2 separate regions of the Homo sapiens genome follow, and region 2 is linked to region 1. Evidence: chromatin contacts called from ENCODE Hi-C or POLR2A ChIA-PET data. All regions are on one chromosome and are shown on one strand. The core of a region is the stretch at or near the end of the contact, and the rest is flanking DNA. Distances in the headings are between cores, read along the strand shown. Region 1 has its middle 48 kb from the start of LINC02513. Region 2 has its middle 160 kb from the start of LINC02513.

The links. A loop is a pair of places that touch in the nucleus more often than their neighbours do. ChIA-PET counts read pairs that join two places held with the same protein, here RNA polymerase II (POLR2A). Pooled maps may share reads with other maps.
Region 2: a map of ascending aorta shows a loop between it and region 1 (5-fold over the local background). The contact joins two enhancer-like sites. A Hi-C loop is called at or near these places in 6 of 168 maps with a recorded cell type or tissue (aorta, ascending aorta, dorsolateral prefrontal cortex and 2 more) and 9 of 50 pooled maps. POLR2A ChIA-PET finds 5 or more read pairs at or near these places in 5 of 52 experiments (A673, BJ, MCF 10A and 2 more).

The regions. Positions count from the first base shown.
Region 1 is chr4:38,317,346-38,320,456 of GRCh38, reverse strand. No RefSeq gene overlaps it. Among named protein-coding and RNA genes, the nearest start is that of LINC02513, 48 kb to the left of the region's middle. RefSeq lists enhancers at 1,527-2,027, 2,028-2,528. Within about 2 kb of position 1,461, at least 38 of the 41 ENCODE cell types and tissues checked have a DNase peak (open chromatin) inside an H3K27ac peak, as active enhancers do; they include ascending aorta, where a contact is called at or near this core.
Region 2 is chr4:38,209,509-38,212,619 of GRCh38, reverse strand. No RefSeq gene overlaps it. Among named protein-coding and RNA genes, the nearest start is that of LINC02513, 160 kb to the left of the region's middle. Within about 2 kb of position 1,424, at least 10 of the 41 ENCODE cell types and tissues checked have a DNase peak (open chromatin) inside an H3K27ac peak, as active enhancers do; they include ascending aorta, where a contact is called at or near this core.

The sequences.
Region 1 (3,111 bases), core at 212-2,711:
AAACGTTTCTCCCCATTTTGCTGTATACATTCCAATTCTTTCGCTAGGGACTGTACAAAATCCTGTCTTCTCTGGCAGGTTTCAGGTGGAGGTCCTGGGATGCTTGGACCCAGGACGGCCCATAGTGCGGGCCTCTGCGTCCTCTCCCCCTCACATAGGGGCAGAGGCCAGGAGGCCTGGATCCTTCCCCAGCAACCGTGTGGAGGTTTTTACTTCCTCTGATCCAGGGGACACATGTAATCTTTTTCTACAACTCCCTGAGGCTGGTTTTTCCCACCCTACAAATCAGTAAGCATAAATTTTTGCAGAGAAGCCTGGAGCCATGGGTCCTAAGCATTCAGGCAGCCAAAAAAATTAAATTTTCAACCGGAGCCGGGTAAGGACACATGGTCTCAAACGTTTCCTGCCCAATTGGAGCCGCTTTCCTCCTCTTGCACACTTGCTCCCCCTACTGCCTGACGCTGGAAGTGCAGGCCTGGCTCCGAGGCAAGCTTGAACGCCCCAGCTCGGTCCTGGGATGGCCAGGGTGAAAGCCAGCAGAGCAGAGAGGTTGCCAAAAAAAAAAAAAAAAAGCAATAGTACATCTTTCATAATTCTCCCACTGCTCTGGGGAAGGCACTAAGCTAAGTCTTTTCTTTACATTTGAAGAATAAACTCTGTAATAAAGATTGAATAAAAGTCTTCCCTGAATAAAGTTTTGCCAAATAAGTTAAAGTTAGGTCTCCCTTAAGGGTTCAATAAATGAAAAGAACTTCAGTTTTAGATTCAGACCTCGTGAAATCCCCAAGCCCCTTTGGATTTCAGACCCTTGGAACGCAGATCCAGGTTTTGCGCCTTTATGTGATGCGTGAACTTGGACATCTTATTTAATCTTTTTGAGCCTGAGTTTCTTTAACTGTAATTTGGGCATAATCATATTGTTGGTCTCATAGTGTTGCTGTAGAACGTAAATGAAAGAATGTGAATGCATGAGAAAAGACTTTTACAACATAAAAATAAATGTGAGCTGTTTCCCTTCCAATCCAACGCACACACACCCCTTTTCCATCTATCTAAGTGGAAATGGCCGTCGAGGCAACCTAAACCCCTAAAAAAGGAAGTAGGGCAAGGAAAGCCCGGTCACAAACAGGAAGTAACAGAAATGCCACTGAGAAACATTCAGGCAGAAGAAAGAAAGAAAAACAGTCCTAGGCTGTGTTTTTGAAGATCAAGTTAGATTTAGTTAATGATTTGGGGCGTTGCCAGCCCGACTTGACCCCCTAAATAGGGGGTTTTCAGAGATGGTTAGGAAATTCTTGACCTCGATTTGACCTCACGAATGGGAATTCTCACTCTGCAGTTGGTAGGTTCCTGCCTTTTTAAATGTAGGTCTCTCCTCCTTTTCCCCTGCGGCCATAGGAGGGGCCGAGCGCTCAGCCGGCTGGGAGGAGCTGGGGCTCCGCCTGCCCTCCCTCGCCGTGGGGAGCCGCCCTGCAGCGCCTCTCGGGTTACTGCCTCCCTTCCTGGCTTCACAAACTCGCCACATGGTAGGTTGGCTACTTAAGGGAATGTAAGAAAAAGCACTCAAGTGACGGCATACAAAGAAGTTTTACAGCTCTGGAGATTATGTCAGATTTTCCTTCCTAATTTCTCCTTAGAGGAGACAAAATCCTAGATTTTTTTTTTTTTTTTGAAGGAAAGGGGAAAAAAAACGCAAAACGAAAGGGAAACATATTAACATATCAGGACACATTGTGCTGTTTATTCTCTTGTTTTTCTTTTCTCATTTTTGAAAGCTCTTTCAAGAATCTTACCGCCTTTCTTGTCTTTTCCTTAATTTTGTGTGTTTTTAAGGTGGGGAAGGGAGAGGATTAGAAGCCTGTGAATTTTGTCAGGACAAGGCCTTCCTAAGCTTTTCATTTGTTTGCAGAACCAGAGTTCCTTCTCTGGTCCAGATGAAGAGACTAGTTCCTACCTCCTTCGCCTATACCTCTTATTAAAGGACCCCTCCAACCCTTGTCAAAATGCTTGGTGAAAGTGAGAGTTGGAAAATCAAGAGATCCACATCCATCCTTTGAGTGACCCTAGTCTGCAGACAGTGTCAGAGAGACAAATACAAATATTCTTAAGATGGTATCATGTCCCATCTTAGGCTTGGTTGTTTTTCAATGGCCTCCAACTGTACACTTGTTACAGGAAAGGGGTCCCCATCTAGACCCCAAGAGAACGTTCTTGGATCTCACACAAGAAAGAATTCAGAGTGAGACTGTAGACTAAAATGAAAGCAAGTTTATTAAGAAAGTAAAGGAATACACTTTGGGAGGCCGAGGTGGGCGGATCATCTGAGGTCAATAGTTCGAGACCAGCCTGGCCAACATGGTGAAACCCATCTCTACTAAAAAAAAAAAAAAAGAAAAAGAAAAATACAAAATATTCGGGTGTGGTGGTGCACGCCTGTAATCCCAGCTACTAGGTGGCTGAGGCAGGAGAATTGCTTGAGCCCAGGAGGTGGAGGCTGCAGTGAGCTGAGATCATGCCACTGCACTCCAGCCTGGGTAACAGAGCCAGACTCTGTCTCAAAAAAAAAAAGACAAGACAGGAAAGGAATAAAAGAATAGCTACTCCGTAGACAGAGCAGCCCCAAGGGCTGCTGGTTGCCCATTTTTATGGTTATTTCTTGATGATATGCTAAACAAGGGATGGATTATTTATGCCTCCCCTTTCTAGAGCACATAGGGTAACTTCCTGATGTTGCCATGGCATTTGTAAACTGTCATGGTGCTGGTGGGACTGTAGCAGTGAGGATCCTACACTCATTGCCATCTTGATTTTGGTGGGTTTTAGCTGGCTTCTTTATTTACTGCAACCTGTTTTATCAGCAAGGTCCTTATGACCTGTGTCTTGTGCTGACACCCTATCTTATCCATTGACTTAGAATGTCTTAACTGCCTGGGAACACAGCCCAGTAGGTCTCAGCCTCATTTTACCCAGCCCCTATTCAAGATGGAGTTGCTCTGGTTCAAACGCTTCTGACACAATGGCTTCCAGTTGTACATGCACAACTGAAAACTCCACCATGAGGATGATGATAATGGTGATTTCAAAGTGTTTTCACAGTTGAGCCAGATAACA
Region 2 (3,111 bases), core at 175-2,674, 110 kb after region 1:
TCGTTTTGTTTTTCTTGAGGTGGAGTCTCTCCCTTTCACCCAAGCTGGAGTGCAGTGATGTGATCACAGCTCACTACAACCTCCACCTCCCGGGTTCAAGTGATTCTCATGCCTCGACCTCCCGAGTAGCTGGAATTACAGCTGTTTACCACCATGGGTGGCTAATTTTTGTATTTTTAGTAGACACAGGGTTTCACCATGTTGGCTAGGCTGGTCTCGAACTCCTGACCTCAAGTGATTCGCCCGCCTCGGCCTCCCAAAGTGCTGGGATTACAAGCATGAGCCAACGCGCCCAGCCAGGTCTTTTCTGTGTAGATTCCTAGGGCCTCTTTAGCATCTAATGTTACATGACCCTAAGAGCATGCCTGGTTGTTCTGCTGCCCTGGAACATTCTGAGATGCTTCCACAATCCTCCCTTCAGTTCTCCTGAATGCTCTTGGAGCTTTGTTTTTGGGTGCCCTAGCCTCAGGCTTTGCTGCAGTTCTGGGAACTGATCACCTCATCTTGAGGGGATAAACTTTTTGGAGCTGGGATTTCCCTCACAGAGATAGGGTTCCCCTAATTCTCATTTCTTGGGCTTAGAGTAAGTAAAAGGGTGAATTGGATATTGAAAGTCCGGCTGGCAGATCAGTCTCACCTCTTGGAATGTCCTATTGGCCGGGTCTCTAGGCAAGTCTCCTCCCACCCAAAACACAGTTTTTGGGTCTAGAGTGTACCTCTTATTCCTTATCTGAAATGGGAGGATTTCTGGGGTGTAAGACTCTTTGCCATCCCATCCATCCACCTTCTTAGATGTCAGGGTTCCTGGCCTTTTTCTACTTCATTTCTCACAAGTCACTACTCCTGCCCAAAATACTGGCCTCTGGTTCTCAAAACCATCTGGCTCACCACTGGAAACCAGCCAGCCAACGTCTGGCACGTCTGAGCAGCCTCAATTCCTCAGATTCCTCTCCTACTTGGTTCCTGAGGCACTCAAAGGCCTTCCTCTGGCCAACATCTCTTGGCCATTTACCCCTGTTTATCTTACGGTCAGATTGGCAAGAATCTTAAGTCCCTCCCCTGCCCACTCGTGCAGTCTCATCAGGCTTAGGGGACCTAGGAAAGCCCCAGATCAGCTTATCAAGGACCGCCAGGAGTTAGATCCACTGCAGAAATGAACACTAAACAAGAGGACCAAATCCTGTACCCTGTCCACATATTCAGACTCCCTGACCAAGCTACCATCAGGCCAAAAGTAAAAGCTGTCACAGTATGTGCTAAATCAACAGAACATAAGAGGAAGCAAAGGAAATAGAAACATATTTTCTTTTTTTTTTTCTGAGACAAAGTTTCACTCTGTCACCCAGGCTGGAGTGCAGTGGCGCAATCTCGGCTCACTGCAACCTCTGCCACCCACGTTCAAGCTATTCTCCTGCCTCAGCCTCCCATGTAGCTGGGATTTCAGGCACGTGCCACCACACCCAGCTAATGTTTGTATTTTTAGTAGAGACGGGGGTTTCACCATGTTAGCCAGGCTGGTCTCAAATCCTGACCTCGTGATCGTCCCACCTAGGCCTCCCAAAATGCTGGGATTATAAGCATGAGCCACTGCACCCAGCCTAGGAACATATTTTTAAAGTGAGCCCTTGCACATTCTAACGGCCCCTCTCAGCATCCACTCTTATTTACTTAGTCAGCAAATGTGGCCCTGTGAGGGATTTGGCTGGCCAAACACAGCCTCTGCCTTCTCAACAGCTCTCCTCTGTCTAGCATAGTCCTTGCTTGAGTGGAACAGTTTTTCAAAACGTTCTGCACTTCTCCTGGTGAGCTGCGGACTGAGAGTGGCTGCTATGGGTTTCTGCCCAATGGTTTTTTGCTTAAACAACCTATGCTTTTACAAACACACCCTGACCGCTCTGAAGTCGTTTCTGTCCTGGATCTGTATCCCAAGCCACTGTATTGTTTTCATTTCCTGTGCTTCTTAACTTCCTTGTCATAATATTATCTTACATTCATGGCGCCACTAGTCCGCAGGCAGGGTGATATACCACCATTTGGCATCAGTAGAAGTTGTTTCATCCAACTTCAATCGTGGTCACTCTGAGGCGCCCTGCAGTGGCTATTTAGCAAGTCAGGAGTGACTTTCACAGGAATGCAAGGCATGACTTTAGGAATGGTGCATATTTTTCAGATGGGCTGTTCCCTGTTGAAATTGGTTTGTGAAGAATCCTGTGTGCCCAGCAAGGATTTAGAAAGAGAGATGTATACCATGCTGTAGTGTAGACAGTGTATATGGAGTCCTGAACCTCTCTTTCACCTGGCTTTCAAAAGTCAGGTAAGGCCGGCTGGACGCAGTGGCTCACATCTATAATTCCAATGCTTTGGGAGGCTGAAGTGGGAGGACGGCTTGGGGCCAGGTGTTCTGGACCACCCCTGGGCAACATGGGGAGACTTCGTCTCTACAAAAAATTTAAAAGTTAGCCATGCAAAGTGGTGTGCGTCTGTAGTCCCAGCTACGCAGGAGGCTGAGGTGGGAGGATCACTTGAGCCCAGGAGTTCGAGGCTGCAGTGTGCTGTGATCGTGCCACTGCACTCCAGCCTGAGCAACAGAGTGAGACCCTGTCTATTAAAAAAAAAAAAAAAAAAAAAGTCAGGTAAGCTATCAAAACCCCAAGAGTGCACTGCCACAGGGCTGAGCCCACCCAAGACTCCTCCTACCCCGCACAGATAAACTGCCCACTCAGCTGCTTCCACTCAGTGACCAGGAAACCCTAATCCCAATTGTTGCAACAGACTCACAGCCTCCCTGTGGCGCTCAATACACAGAGTCTAGCAGAGGTGAAATCCATAGTCCACAGTTCATATTTTATCTAAGACTTCCCTGATTATAAGATTTCAGAGCTGTGAAAATGGGGGAAAATAGCTAATAGTGATTTTACAATGTCACTATATAAGAATGAAATATAATATAAGAATGAAATATAAGAATGAAAGAAACATTCTTATATTAGAAATGTTAAAATATATGGCTGGGCGCAGTGGCTCATGCCTGTAATCCCAGCACTTTGGGAGGCCGAGGGGGGCAAATCACTGGAGGTCAGGAGTTTAAGACTAGCCTGGCCAGCATGGTGA